Regions from separate parts of the Homo sapiens genome. Here region 2 is linked to region 1. Evidence: read pairs that join two places in POLR2A ChIA-PET (ENCODE). Cell type or tissue: OCI-LY7. All regions are shown on one strand.

Region 1 (8,000 bases):
TTTATAGTTTAAAACAAAGACGATAATACCCCTTTCCCAAAACAAACCTCCTTCTTACCTGGGGACTAGACTGCCTTTGTAGAGCTAAGAAATTAGCCACAAGATTAGAAATTATGGTTTAGGAGTCACGCAATTGGAGGCTACGGGATTCTGACCCTCCCTAAGCTGCTCCTAAGATCAGGGCTTGAGATATTTTGCAGATCCTGCACTTGATGGATCAGCTGGTACCTCCTCAGGAGCCTTCTCCCCATTTACCAAATTATTCTTAAAAACTCTGATCCCTGAATGCTCAGGGAGACTGGCTTGAGTAATAATAAAACTCCAGCCGGCCGGGCGCGCTGGTTCACGCCTGTAATCCCAGCCCTTTGGGAGACCGAGGTGAGCGGATCACGAGGTCAGGAGATCGAGACCATCCTGGCTAACACGGTGAAAACCCCGTCTCTACTAAAAGTACAAAAAATTAGCCGGGCACGGTGGCAGGCACCTGTAGTCCCAGCTACTCGGGAGGCTGAAGCGGGAGAATGGCGTGAACCCGGGAGGCGGAGCTTGCAGTGAGCCGAGATCACAGCCACTGCACTCCAGCCTGGGAGACAGAGCGAGACTCCGTCTCAAAAAAAAAAAAAAAAAAAAAAAAGACTCCAGCTTCCTGCACAGCTGGCTCTGTGTAAATTATTTGTTCTCTATTGCAATTCCCCCGTCTTGATAAATCGGCTCCCTCTAGGCGGCGGGCAAGGTGAACCCACTGGATGGTTACAGTAACAGCAAAGGTCGCACCGTTCCGGCACAAGGAAGACCTTCAGGGAAGAGTCATGAAGAGAAGGAGTGAATGATGTATGTGTGGAAGAACAGTATCAAGCTATTCCTCTCAACCATTCTTATTTGACACAATCACTATTTGTTTTTGAGAAAATAGATTATAAAATGGCCCTGCTTCTTGCGAGCAGCATGGATTTTCTTTCTCCTCCTGGGTTTTCAACTGTAACTTGCCCTTTTCTCAGTCAGTTGCTGGGCTGAATTCATCAGTTCAACAGCTGACCCACCGTGGACTGCACGTCTGACGATTTGGCGTATGTATTTACAACACGTATCTGAGAAAGCCGGTGCCCCTGGCACGTAACACTACCCATTCCGAAATGCCGCTGAAGGTCAGAAAAAGGAATGGTGCTGCTCAGTGAAGCTGACAGTCAGAAAGCTGTTTTTTGTTTGTGTTTATGTTTTGCTTTTTGGTCTCTCTTGCATTTTTAGATGTTTGTGTTCTAATTCTTCCCCCTTCTACTCCAGGAGACAAGTGGCAAATGGGAAAAATGACTGACCTAGTTCAAGAACCTGACCATCGGTGGAGTGCTGTGTGCCCTGTGAATGCACAAGCAGACTGCAGAGGCGCCAGGTGTCCTGTCTCTGGAGATCAGGCCACTACACTTACGACAACAAAGGCAGATGGGGGAGGACCCAGAGTGTGTCAAAGTCGTAATCACAAGGCCAGTGCTACACCCTGCTTATCACCAAAGATAAGGAATGAACGACATGACACCTTCACATATAAACTAATCAGAATTTAACATCATACATAAATGGCAGTAGCAGCTTCCTTTTCACATGTATTCTAAGAAATCATTTCCTCCTGCCTCTTCATGTATTAATTTAACATGCATTGATTATCTACCCCATGACAGTGTGCTAAGAAAGTTACAAGCATAAGTAAAGCTCAGACCCTACCATAGACCTAAGATTTTACAATCCAAGAGCAGGGCAGACCTGAACACAAGTATGCATGGTAAGATGCAATGTGTGATACAATTAAAAACACACTGTGATCGGCCTGGCGCAGTGGCTCACACCAGTAATCCCAGCACTTTGGGAGGCCAAGGAGGGTGGATCACGAGGTCAGGAGTTCAAGACCAGCGTGGCCAAGATGGTGAAATCCCATCTCTACTGAAAAAAATACAAAAAAATTAACCAGGTGTTGTCGGGGACGTCTGTAATCCCAGCTACACAGGAGGCTGATGCAGGAGAATCGCTTGAACCCAGGAGGCGGAGGTTGCAGTGAGCCGAGATGGAGCCACTGCACTCCAGCCTGGGTGACAGAGCGAGACTCAGTCTCAAAAAAAAAAAAAAAAAAAAAACACTGTGATCAAACTGTGGGACAATAAGGCACTCCCCCACAAAAGAACTTTCAGACCCCAGATTCTGTGAAATGTCTCTGAGACAGTTGACTAAAAACACACAGTTCCTCCTGCATTTTCAGATTAATGGATTGATATTCTGTGAAGGACCTCCTGTGTCAGGAGTCTGCAAACTACAGCCCATGTACACCAGTCCAGCCTACTGCCTGTTTTCATAAATAAAGTTTTATTGGAACACAGCCACGGTCATGCACTTAGGTATTGTCTGTGGCTGCTTTTACCATAGTGGCAGAGCTGGGTCGTTTAAAAGAGATCACATGTGAAAATATCTACTCTCAGGCCCTTCACAAAAGTGAAGGTGAAAAATATTCACTCTCAGGCCCTTCACAAAAAAAGCCAAACACTTTACTGAGAAAAACATATCCAATATATTTAACAGCAAAGGGTTCACATAAAGAAAACTATAAAATCAAATCAAAGCACCAAAAACAGGTTTGAAGTAAATGGAAGCATATTCTATGATGAAAAGACAATAACAATAACATATATATAGATACACATATACATATAAAAAAACTCTCCCAACAATTAACATACAAATTTAATGTCTTTCCAACTAGTGATACAGGAGTTAAGAAGAAATCACTAAGGCAGATAGTAAGGGTATGGGAGTCCTCGATAAGGTTCTCCTCTTTAAGGAAAAGCATCCCCAAATCCTTTTCTAACAAACAGCAGCCTTAAAGTCGAGCTGCAAACATAGACAAGCAAGCTGGGAGCTCGCTCAGGTGAGTGCTGGGCAGGAACTAGGGACTAGACATGTTCAAGATGGCGGCTCAATCTTTCCTTCTCTTTGTCAGCCACCGGTACAGTGAAGAGCAGGCAAGATGGCCCTGATCAACTGGAAAGCCCATTTGCATAACAAGACTGGTGGGGCAACCAGCCTTCCTTGTAGGCTATGTAAAAGTTGTAAGTAATCTAACCAATCTGTGAGGCCTACATAAATCAGACACCACCTCCTCAAACCGGGCTATAAAATCCGTTGCCACCCAGTCTTTTCCACTTGGAGACTCCTTTCTCTAAGTCGTTTCTCTTTCTCTTTTCTTCTGCCTATTAAACCTCAGCTCCTAAACTCCTTTTGTGTGTCTGTGTCCTAAATTTTCCTGGCGCGATGACGAACCCCAGGGTATATACCTCAGACAATGTAGCCGTTTCACTAATATCTCAATAAGGTTTAGGGGGTTTTTGTTGTTGATTTGTTTTCGTTTTGATTGCTTGCTTTATGCTTAAAATTAAATCATATTATCTTAACATTTATATTATGTGAAATAAATGCCCAAGTATAATCCAAAATTTTCTGGAAAAAAGAGAAAAGGGGAACTTGCTTTAGAAGTTATGAAAAACACTTTTAAGGCACTGTAATAAAATTAACATAATGTTAACGAGGTAATTAACATAATATTGACAAGGTACAGAATCCAAAGGCGATATTTTAATTTCGTGGGGGGAAAGGATGGATTATTGAATGCTATTAGAAAACCTTTAGGTAAAGATGGTGGATTTAACATGTGCATCTATTTTCACTTCTTCCTCAAAAACAAAATGCACTAAAACAATAGCAAAATAACTTTTTTTTTAGCATAAGCCCTCAAAGATAGGGGAGCTGGAAGGATCTACAACTGTAACAACATTTTAAGGAGAGAAACCAGATAAGGAGTAGAAAAAAGACCAAGCCGGAAGTAGAGAGAAATCCTAGGACCAAACTGAGGCAGGCTTTCCCAGAAGCTCAGAAATTCTGTACATCTAGATAAACGTGGGAATAAAAGAAGGGCTAAAATAAAGACAGTTTGTTGAAAGTTTGTTTAAGAAACAGGGCCACATGTCCTCTTCCCCGTTTCAGCAACTAAGCTCCTAGTTCTTCCTACTTTTGCAAAAGACAGTAGGTTTATAGTCAGAGGAGGGTACAACAGAGAGGGTCTCTGGTATGAGGGACACTAAAAGGATGAAGGAAAGGGATTAAATGTATATATGCTGAGATGCCCTCCCCAGCATGCAGAGTCAGGCTTTCAACCCAGGTGAGCTCTCAGTTGAGTTTTCTGTGGGACATGATCAGGCTGAGAGGACAAGAGAGCAGCCCAGCCAAGGAAGTTCTCAAGCTCAATGGTGTAGCCAATTAGTCCTTCTCTAAAGTACACAGTTAACACACTCCACTCACATGCACACAGGTCTATCTGCCTCATAGTCCTGTAACCACCCACTGGGGGTCACCTTGCCCACTGCCTAGATGGAGCTAATTTACCAAGACAGGGGAATTGCAATGGAGAAAGAGTAGTTCACACAGAGCCAGCTGTGCAGGAGACTGGAGTTTTATTATTACTCAAACTAGCCTGCCTGAGCATTCAGGGGTCAGAGTTTTTAAGGATAATTTGGTGGGTGAGGGAAGGCTAGTGAGTCAAGAGTGCTGATTGGTTAGGTCAGAGATGAAATCATAGGGAGTTGAAGCTGTCCTCTTGCGCTGGGTCAGTTCCTGGGTAGGGGCCACAGGATCAGATGAGCCAGTTTATCGATCTGGGTGGTGCCAGCTGATCCATCAAGTGCAGGGTCTGCAAAATATCTCAAGCCCTGATCTTAGGAGCAGTTTAGGGGGGGTCAGAATCTTGTAATCTCCAGCTGCATGACTCCTAAACTGTAATTTCTAATCCTGTGGCTAATTTCTTAGTTCTACAAAGGCAGTCTAGATCCTAGACAAGAAGGAGGTTTGTTTTGGGAAAAGGCTGTTATTATCTTTGTTTTAAACTATAAACTAAGTTCCTCCCAAAGTTAGTTCAGCCCATGCCCAAGAATGAATGAGGACAGTTTGGAGGTTAGAAGCAAGATGGAGTCAGTCAGGTCAGATCTCTTTCACTGTCTTGGTCATAATTTTGCAATGGCAGTTTCAGTTCCCCACTCTAAAATATTAGGAAACAATCACGGATTACAAGATAACTGAAGAAAATCTCTAATAAGGAAGATAAAAGCCAATACAAATAAATAAGGGGGCAGGCAATTTAGAGAAAACAAGCCTATGCATGAAGGGGAAAAAAAAGACTTTCTAAAGAGAAGCTATCACTAACAGCTTTAGAGAGACAAAAGAAGAAACAAGAACAGGTACTATGTAAACGTAACTCAAAGAACAAAATTCTTAAAAATTAAAAATATGATTTCAGACATAAAAAGCAATGGAAGGATTAGAACATAAAATTGAGGAAATATTCTATAAAACAGAGTAAATAAAATAAACAGAGGAAATAATAGGAAAGAAAAGACTGAAAAATTACAGAACCTGTCCTGTGGGTTGAATACCTGTGTAATAAGAGTACAGAAAGCAACAACCGAGAAAATAGATGAGAGAGAACCATCAGTGAAATAAGCCCAAGAAATGCATCAGAATTAAAGGGCATGAATTTAAAGATTAAAAGGTATCACCAATTATTTAATAAAAGAAAACATAGTGTCAGGCCAATTAATATCTCAAAATGTCAGAACACCATGATCATAGACAAGATCCTACAGGCTTCCAAATGGGATAGGAAAAATGTTATTTTCAAAGGTCAGGAATAAGAATGACACCAGATCTCTCAATAACAGCACTAGAAGCTAAAAGGGAATAGAGCAATGTCTTCAAATTCCTGATGGAAAAGCACTCTCACCCTACACAAGTATATCCAGATAAAACATCAAGGAAGTATCAGGATAAAGACATTTTTAACATGTAAGGACACAAAAAGAAAAAAATGTACTGCCCATGCACCAATCTTAAGAAATGAGAGAAAACTCCACCAAAATGAGAGAATAATTAAGAAAGAGGAAAACAGCAAGAGTAAGAAACAGGAGACAGTGAGGAGCCCCAAGATGGCAAAAAGGAGAAATCCCAAGATGACAGCTGTGCAGAGGGCATGGAGTTCAGCTCGCCCAGACGGAACAGGTCAGAAGGCTCCAGGGGAGACCTCTTCAGGGAGATGAAATTGCTAGAACACCTGAAGTCCCTACATGTCTTAAGAAGAGATTTAGATGAAAGAATTGAGAGTTTTATTAGCAACACGTATATAGAAAACAAAGAAAATGAAATATCAAGCTTGGTTTCACTTCAAAGAAAACACAAAGCTGTGTCACAAAGGAAAAGTACGTACAATTTAACAGTAAGGGAAGGGCACATGTGGACTCTGTGCTATTTTTGCCACTTTTTCATGTGTCTAAAACCATTTCAAAAGAAAAAGCAATCACAGTGTATGTGGTAGACAGTCTCTAAAATGGTCTCCAATAACCCCCACCTCCTGAAATTCACACTCTTGCATTGCTCCTCCCCTTGAGAACATGTGGAACCTGTGACATGCTTCTAATCAATGGAATATGACAAAGATGATGAACGCATGTGATTCCATTACATAAGGGTTGCTGGAGCTCTCTCTCCTCTGCTGACTTTGAAGAAGCAAGCTGCCACCTTGGGAGAGCCCCCCATAACAGTCAACTGTGGGTACCCTCCAGAGCCAAGAGAGGCCTCCATCAGGGAGCTAGCAAGAAACCAAAGTGCTCAGTCACACAACCACAGGGAGCTGCATTCTGCCAGCAACCTGCATGAGCTTGGACATGGACTCTTCCCCGGGCAAGCCTCAGATGAGAATACAGCCGTGGCCAACACCTTCACTGCAGCTTTGCGAGACCCTGAACAGAAGGCACAGCTCAGCAATGGCCCAACTCAACAACCCACAGAAACCATGAAATAATCAATGTGTGTGGTTTTAAGCTGCTAAGTTTTTGGTAATATTGTTATGCTCAATAGATAACTAATGCAAACCTTCTAGGCTTAAGTGTGGGTTGGACCTAATGAGTCGTGTCTAGTGAATAGAATACAGTAAAGGTGATGGAGTCTCACTTCTGAGATTAGGTGGCAAAAAGACCTGCTTCCATCTTGTTCTCTTCTTGTTTTTCTTCTAGCTCTGAGGGGAGCCAGCTGCCACACTGTGGGCTACTGATGGAAAGACCTGAGCAGTCAGGAGTTGGTGGTATCTCTGGCCAACAGCCAGCAAGGACTCACGACCTGCAAACCCTACATGAGTTAGCTTGGAAAGGGAGCCTCCCACTGCTGATCCTGGGGACATGGCAGCCCTGGCCAGCAGCCTTCACAGCAGCCTTGCAACAGACCCTGGGCCAGAGACCCCGGCTAAGCCACACCTAGTCTCCTGGCCAGAACCTTGAGATAATAAATGCTTATTGCCTTAAGTGGCTAAATTATGGGGTAATTTGTTACACAGAAATCAATAACCAACACAGTAGACTACATGACTCAGCTTTGAATGGCCTTCCTATAGTCCTCCCAAAGTAAATGTTAAAAATTAATCTGACCGAAACTCGGGGGAATAAGAGATGGGAAAGTTGTGAGTGCATGGTGAGAAGGTAGTGGGGGAAAAGGGAAGCCTTCATTTCCATGGAGGGAAGTCAAAGAAGGGTGTCAAAGACTAAACATAAAATGGAGAGGTAGCAATAAAAGTAAGAACAGTAAAGGTGGTTACCCTTCGAGGAGGGTAGGAGAAGTGGGGAGGGGGAGGAAACACTGTTTTCTATCCTGACCCTTGTAAAGCTAGGCGACTCTTTACATGTGGACATGTATACCTTTGATAAAAATTTAAACTTAGAAGAGACTTCCACACCTAGTCCAGATGTGATTCTTTCACGCATTTCAGATGTGATTCTTTTGTCCAATCTAAATTGCTTTTTCATTTCTTTCAAAGATAAAAGACCTGAGTTGTTTTTCTTTTTTTTTTTTTTTTTTCTTTTTTTTGAGATGGAGTCTGGCTCTATCACCCAGGCTGGAGTGCAGTGGCGTGATCTCAGCTCACTGCA
Region 2 (8,000 bases), 360 kb after region 1:
AAAGAATCTTATCTCAGACTCGGTCCACATCTTTATCAGCCCCCTTTTCCCTTTATCTTTCATGTTGCTCACATGGGCTCCAGGGGCCAGATGAGTTTTCTCTTACTTTGAACATCAGAGAAAAAAAATAACGACAAAAAGTTACTCAACCGACAAACGTTTCTCACCCACACACCTTTCCTCCAGTCAATGACGTTTCCACTGCACCCTGTTAGACGCTGAGTGAGGAAGCATCTGGGCACAAACCGCTGTGGATGCAGATTGAGCAGCACTCACTGTGCACTGGAGGGATGGGAGTCCTGTCCTCACCCAGGGGGCAGATGGAGAGGGGGCAGAGAGAGCAGCCGGGGCTTCACTCCCTGGAAACTCTCATACTCCAAGTGCGGCCTGGGGCTCTGCAGCCCCAGCATCATGTAGGAGCTTGTTAGAAATAGCCTCAATGTCCACACCTGCCCTGACAAATCCCAGTCTGCAAGATCCCGGGGGCTCTGCACACACGCTGCTGCGAACAACCTCAGCATCCGTCCTGCCGGCTCTAGAGCAGCCAACCGGGATATCCTTCTTCTTCAGCAGTGGTGTCCGCTCTCTAAAATGACTGTCCCCCACATCTCTTTCCAGGGTTGGTATTTCTGGTTAACTCAAGGGACACAAAAATAGCTCAGGGAAAAATTAATTTTCATTCTACTCCAATTCTAATAATGAAGTGGTAAAAATTAAAGGGACAGCTTTCAGATTATGGGAGTGCAGCTGCGGGTATGTGGCAAAATCGAAGAAAGAGGGCTCATAATTCCACGTCAGGGAAGAGCCGCTGGCCTGCCCAGGCTGCTGTTTATCTTTACTGTGAATGGGGCCTCTTTTTTGTTTGTTTGTTTTGTTTTGTTTTCACTTAACCTCAGTGGCAAGAAAAATGGGGCCTCTTGCCAGGAGGAGCAGAGAGTGACGCGGAAGGCAAAGACCACCTCATTTCACCAAGTTCCTCGTCTTTTATTTGAAATCCAAGACATAGAAGCTGCACATTTGTCCTTCTGGGAAGAGTGACGAGTGACTGAGAGTGGAGTCGAACACTCGAAAGGAGAGAGCAGGTGCCTGGGAGTCAGAAAAGCTGGCTTGAATTCCTAAATCTGTCGCCGTTTGTCCTGGGTGAGGTCATTCTGGTCATCTGTGGCAGGAGGACTACAAATGCCTGGCTTTTCCCTTTCTAGCGGGCACACAAAGAGACAGAGAAGTTGAATCTTTAGCAATCCATTGAAGGGGAAACCCCACAATGCAAAGAGAAGCATTGTCGAGGGCCCTTCACCTGCACCCTCTGTTCTCCCAGACCTGTTCCATGATGCATTCCAGAGGAGGTGGCTCTCCGTCACTGTCACTTGCGATTGCCAAGGCGTCAGCCAGACAAGGCAAAAGCTCCCAAGGGATGTTACCCTTCAGCTGCATACAGAACTCCTAGAGGCAACAAATCCACAAGGAAAGATACACCCATGATCGTGTATTTCAGCCACAATGATGGAGGTGAGGTGGAAAAGGACGAGGAACAAGTGGGATTCTGCCCATGTCTGTCTAATGAGCATCCACAGCAAACTCCAACGGAAGATGTGAAACACGCTCAACACTAGAAGAACTCGGTTTGACTCTGTCTTGGTGTGGGTCCCAGGCCAAAGCCCTCGGCATTTTCAGGATTAATGATCACTGCTGGCTGTCTCTTTTTCCCTCTGCCCACATAAAAGGCACAAAAACTAAAGAGGAAGGCCACATCACCGCAGAGCCCGTGGTTCAGGATTCTCCTCCTGGGAGCCCCGATTTCTTTTCTTTTCTCACCTTAACAGTGTCCAGAGTACTTTTATTGCCAGAATAGAGATATAGCCTGCTCAGAGCCTCATGTGCGGCCCACCACTCAGGAACAAAGGGAGAGACAGATACTAAGCATGTGTGCAACAGAGAAAATCCAGCCCACGAAACCGTGTGCAAGAGCAGCTCCGTCCTGCCTGAATGTGGCTTTGGGAAGCCCACCTAGAACTTGGCCTGGCGCCAGTCACCCACTCAGAGCCTACTGCCATGAAGGCAGGCCCTCACTCTCCATCCCTGCCCACACAGGGAGACCCAGGGCAAACAGAAAGTCCCCTAGCGGGGGCCCAAGGAACCCCTGGCTCTCTCAGGGTCCCATTCAAGTTTCTGGGCTAGTCTTGCAGACTAAATACCACTCAGTTGCCTGGTGGGAGTAGGTGCTGGGCAGGGTGGACAGGAGCCCCACTGCTTCTCAGCCCTGTGCCAACCCCTTTGTGTGAGACCCTAGTGCAGGGTGGGGAGCCCCAATTTCTAAGCCTTGAGTGTTTACCACCCTACACCCCCACCTCCAACTCCCGAATTGATCATCTCAAATTTTCCCACAGTCCATAGGCACCAGACACTTCAAATAATCTCAGAAAAGAAGGTGATGTCTACATCCAGAATCGTGCCAATACTTTAAAATTACAGGGAGAAAAATATTCCCCTTCCCCTCTTCTAAGGAAAATTCTGTCTGCCTCCCAAGCTCCCAGGTCCCTTGGTGTGAGCTGGGGGAGTGCGTAGAGCTAGGAATTGGAAAATATTCCGGGAGAGAATGATTTATGTTGAGAAGACCCATTGGGAGAAGCAGGAAGTGGGTCTGGAAAGACAGGAGGAAGTGTAAAGGCAGAGAAAAGCCCTTGTTAGCTGAATTTTGAGAAGTAATTTTTGGCATTGTTAGTGAGTAAAACTAGAGAATGAGGACAGTTGTATGCTGTCTTAAAAAATAAAAGAATGATAATATAGGGAAAGATGATTTCAACATTTTGGAGTCATATAAGTGGAATCCTCCTGTTATTACTGTGCAAGACTTTTAGACAAATTATTTTTTATTCTTTTTTTGGATGTTGTTCTGTTGCTGCTTTTATAACACTACACTGAGAAGGGCTAAAAAAAAAATCCCAAATTTATTCCTATTAGATTGAAAAAGAGCAACCCTCCAGCGTACCTTTCCACACACTCTTCTACCTCCTGCTGCCTTCAGGTGATGTTTGGCACTTCCTGACAAGGCCTTTCAGGGAAAAGGATTATAGCCAAGCTCTTTAGTGGTTACTGAGCTACAGACCTGGAGGTGTCAAGATCCTAAATTCCAGGAAAGATTCTTTATGAAAGGAAAGTCTGTGAGAATAAGAAGTTCTGGAACTTCCCCTTGTCCCCGCATGACCTCTTCAGACACTCGGGCTAATTTATGATGACTCTGAAAATGCCCATGACCTCATCTAGAAAAACGCACTCTCATGGAATTCAAGAGTTTCTAAGGGCACAAAATAGCTTCCAAGACAATTTGTTTCCTTCTTTTCAAATTGATGTGTTTAGAAATGTTCTTGGCTTGTGATTGACATCTCAGATTCCAAAAACATCTGAGGTCAATCCTGGTTATTTGTGCTAATGAATAATTACAAAAGAGTAGCTAAATATGCTTCTCGCTCATTTTGTTGAGCTAAAATTACTTATAAAGAAATGCATAGATCTGCGGCATACAATTTGATGAGTTTTGACAAATGTGTACAGCTGCAAAAACGTTTTCATCACTTCTGCCTTCTGGTCAATACCCACCTACCACAAGAAACCACTGTCTGCTTTCTATCTCTGGATATAACTTTTGTCTTTTTGTGAACTTCATATAAATGAAAGCAAAGTGTATGCACTATTTCGTGTTTAGCTTATTTTGTTCAACATAACATTTTTGAGATTTATCAATATTGCCTGTATCAATAGTTCATTATTTTTTATTTTTGAATGGTTTCTATAGTATGACTATATCATAAGCTACTTGTCTGTTCTCCCAATGATGGATGTTTGAATTATTGAGTTGGTTATTATTAATAAAGCTACTATGTACTAGAATGGAAGGGGCTTAATAAAAGAAAGAAGTTACTATAAATATTTTATAAAAGTCTTTCTGTAGACACATCCCTTCATTCCTCTTAGATAAATACCTAGAAGTAGAATTGCTGAATTGTAGGGCAGGTATATATTTAACGTCAATAAAAATACTTTCTTTTTTTGTTTTTTTTTTGTTGTTGTTTGTTTGTTTCTTTGTTTGTTTTTGAGACAGAGTCTCACTCTGTTGCCCAGGCTGGAGGGCAGTGGCGTGATCTCAGCTCACTGCAACCTCTGCCTCCTTAGTAGAGAAAGGGTTTCGCCATGTTGACCGGGCTGGTCTCAAACTCCTGACTTAAAATGATCCACCTGTCTCAGCCTCCTAAAGTGCTGAGATTACAGGCGTGAGCCACCATGCCTGGCCAAATACTTTCAGATAGTGTTCCAAAGTAATTACATTACTTACACTGCCACCAGTAACATAAGAGAGTTCTGGTAGTTCTACTTCCTCCCCAGTATTTGACGTATCAGTCTTTTATCCATTTCCTCCATTTCCCCAATGGGCTATCTCATCATTGTTTTCAACTTGCATTTTATTGATATCTGATGTTAAATACACTTTCAAGTGTTTATTGATAGTCGTGTATCTTCTTTGGGGAAGTGATTGTTCAAGTCTTTGCCCATTTATTGGGCTGTTTGCCTTTTACTCTTGCTTTGTTTTTCTTTATATATTCTGGACACAAGTATTTGTGACAAATATATATATTGCAAATATTTTCTCTCAGTCTATCATTTACTTTTTCATTTTTTTCTTTTTTTTTTTTTTGAGATGGAGTCTCGCTCTGTCACCCAGGCTGGAGTGCAGTGACGCGATCTGGGCTCACTGCAAGCTCCACCTCCCAAGTTCACGCCATTCTCCTGCCTCAGCCTCCCCAGCAGGTGGGACTACAGGCGCACACCACCACACCCGGCTAATTTTTTTGTATTTTTAGTAGAGACAGGGTTTCACCGTGTTAGCCAGGATGGTCTCCATCTCCTGACCTTGTGATCTGCCCGCCCCGGCCTCCCAAAGTGCTGGGATTACAGGCGTGAGCCACCACACCCTGCCTACTTTTTCATTTTCTTAATGTCTCTGGATGAGTAGACATTCTCAATTTTTTTCTTTTATAGTCAGTGCTTTTGCATCCTCTATGAGCAATCTTTGCCTATCTCCAACTTGCAAAGTCATTTGCCTTAATTTTCTTCTGAAATCTTTTTAGTTTTGCCTTTTATGGTTACATCTATAAGATATAGACCTAGTACATAGATCTTTATCTTTATATATATAATAAAATTAATTCTTGCATAAGATGTGAGTTTTTTTCTCATACATTTATCCATTTGCTCCAGAAGCATTTGTCGAAAAGATTTTTCCTTTCTCATTGAATTTCCTTGGCACATTTATTTGTTTAAAAAAAAAGCAGTTGAACAAACATGAGTTGAGTCCATTTCAGGACTTTCTGCTCTGTTTCATTACTGTTTGTCCTTATGCTAATACTACGCTGCCTTGATTTCCATAGTTTTATAGAAAGCCTGAATATCAGATGTCATGAATCCTCCAAATGTATACATCTTTACGATTGTCTTAGATATTCTAGGTCTTTTGTGTTTCTAAGGAGCTTTTAGAAATAACTTCCAAATTTGTACTAAAAAATTGTGTTGGATTTTTAAACTGTAGTTGCCTTGAATTAATTGATCAATTTAAGGTGAATAGATTTTTTAAATGAATGTTACAATCTATAAAGATAGTATATTTTTCCATTTGCTTAATTCTTTTAAAATATGTCTCAGCAATATTTCAGAGTTTTCAGTTTAGTGGTATTACAAGTTTTTGGTAGGCTTATTTACAAACATTTTATGTTTTTTGATGTAATTGTAAATACAATTGTTTTTAAATTTTTAATTTTCTAATTGGTTGTGTCAGTATATAGAACTAACTACAAGTGATATATATATACATATATATACATATATATATATATATACATATATATATATATATATATATATATATATATATATATGTATATATATATACTGAAATTGCTAACTTGCTAAATTCTGGTAGCCATTTTGCAGATCCCTCAGTAATTTTATGTAAACAATCATGTTATCTGAGAATAATGTTCCTTATCTTGAAATCTACTTCCTGATATTAATATAACCATACCAGCTTCCTTATGCTTATCTTTGTAGATTATATCTTTTTCTATCCTGTTTTCTCAACCCATCATTTTTATTGTATTTAAAGTGTGTTCTCTTGAAGACAGCATATAGTTGGGCCCTGCTGTTTAATCCAGTCTGAAAGTTTCTATCTCTTAAAGTATGGATTTTTGTCCATTTATATTTAATGTAATTACTGATAGGGTTGGCTTCAAGTCTACCTTCTTGCTATCTGTTTCTTAGCTGTTCCTTTTCTATTTTTATTACTCTATTCTTCCTTTTCTCTCTTCAGTTTGGCTAACCAAACAAATTTAATATTCTTTTTAGCTACACTCTTTGTGGTATTATTTGGTGGTTTCTCTAGGCTATTCAGCATGAATCCTTAACTTATCACTATCTACTTACTTAATATTGTACCATTTTCTATATGATATAAAAACCTAAAACAGTACAATTCCATTCTCCCTAACTTTTATACTAGGACTGCTGTATATTTTACATTTACATGTTCAACAGAACCCACCATACCATATTATTATTTTTGTTTTAAACAGTTGTCTTTCAAAGATGTTAAAAACAAAAAGTGGCCTTTTCACTTATCTAAATATTTACGTGTTCTTTATTACTTCATGTCGATTTATGTTTCTAGCTAGTGTAATTTCTCTTTTGCTTGAAAATTTTTCTTTAGTGTAATGCAGATGTGCCATAATAAATTCTCTAAGCTTTCTTTTATCTGAAAATATACTAAATTCACCCTCATTTTTAGAGGATATTGTCTCTAGGTAGATTTCAAGGTTGACGGGTTTTTTTCTTTTAAAACTTTGAATATGTTGTGCCATTATTTTCTGCTTCTATTGTTTCTGTTGAGAAGTCAGTTGTTATTCATCATCGTTCCGCTGTAGGTACGTGTCCTTTCCCTCTGGCCACTTTTAAGATTTTCTCATTATCTTTGGTTTTCAGCAGTTTAGCTACGATGTATATAGATGGGCTTTTCTTTATACGTATCTTGCTTGGTGCCGTGAACATCTGGATCTGTAAATCAGTATCTGTCATCAAATTTCAAAAATTTTTGGCCATTATTTCTTCATATATTTTTTCTGCTCCATTCTTTCTCTTCTCTATCATTGGGAATTCAATTAAATGTAGGTTAGGCTATTTAATATTGTCTTACAGCATGCCAAAGGTCCATTCTTTTTCAGATTTCTTGTGTTCATCAGTTTGGATAATTTCTATTGATTTGCCTTCAAGCCCCGGCTAGGCTCATTTCAGATATTGTAACTTTTAGTTTTAATTTTTTATGTTTAAAAATATTGGCTGGGCACGGTGGCTCACACCTGTAATCCCAGCACTTTGGGAGGCCAAGGCAGGTGGATCATCTGAGGTCAGGAATTCGAGACCAGCCTGGTCAACATGGTGAAACCCCATCTCTACTAAAAATACAAAAATTAGCCATGTATGATGGCATGTGCCCGTAATCCAAGCTATTTGGGAGGCTGAGGCAGAAGAATCACTTGAATCTGGGAGGCAGAGGTTTCAGTGAGCCAAGATTGTGCCACTGCACTCCAGCCTGGGCAACAGAGCAAGACTCCATCTCAAAAAAAAAAATTACAAGTTTTCATTTATCTACTGAGATATCCTGTTGTTTCACTCATTATAACCATTTTTTCTTTAAATTAGCAGTTGGCAATTTTTTTTCTGAAAGGGCCAGAGAGTAAATATTTTAGGCTACCTGGCGATGTTACTCCACTGCAACTACTCAACTCTGCCATTATAGCAGAAAAGCAGCCATAGACAAAATGTAAATAAATGGGTGTGTCTTTCTTCCAATAAAACTTTATTTATAAAAATAAACCACTGAACACAGTGTCTCACTCCTGTAATCCTAGCACTTTGGGAGGCCGAGGCAGGTGGATCACCTGAGGTCAGGAGTTCGA

Evidence for each region. ChIA-PET counts read pairs that join two places held together with the same protein. Peaks named below come from ENCODE experiments on the same cell type or tissue, not always from the same donor. Only the 100,000 strongest peaks of a DNase experiment are listed, where the experiment ranks them.
Region 2: POLR2A ChIA-PET joins it to region 1 with 15 read pairs; 2 of 35 experiments call an interaction of 5 or more read pairs at or near these places.

What each region holds. Positions count from the first base shown.
Region 1 is chr10:6,387,691-6,395,690 of GRCh38, reverse strand. It overlaps a transcript of PRKCQ not described here. Among named protein-coding and RNA genes, the nearest start is that of LINC02656, 41 kb to the right of the region's middle. In OCI-LY7, no CTCF peak of the experiment used is centred here; no DNase peak of the experiment used is centred here.
Region 2 is chr10:6,029,383-6,037,382 of GRCh38, reverse strand. The region is part of intron 1 of IL2RA (interleukin 2 receptor subunit alpha); the gene reads left to right. It overlaps IL2RA-AS1 (IL2RA antisense RNA 1), which reads right to left and starts at 1,973. Exons shown (of 2, transcript XR_001747349.2): 1 at 1,321-1,973; 2 at 961-1,198. In OCI-LY7, no CTCF peak of the experiment used is centred here; a DNase peak (open chromatin) is centred at 192; H3K4me3 peaks cover 521 bases; H3K27ac peaks cover 965 bases.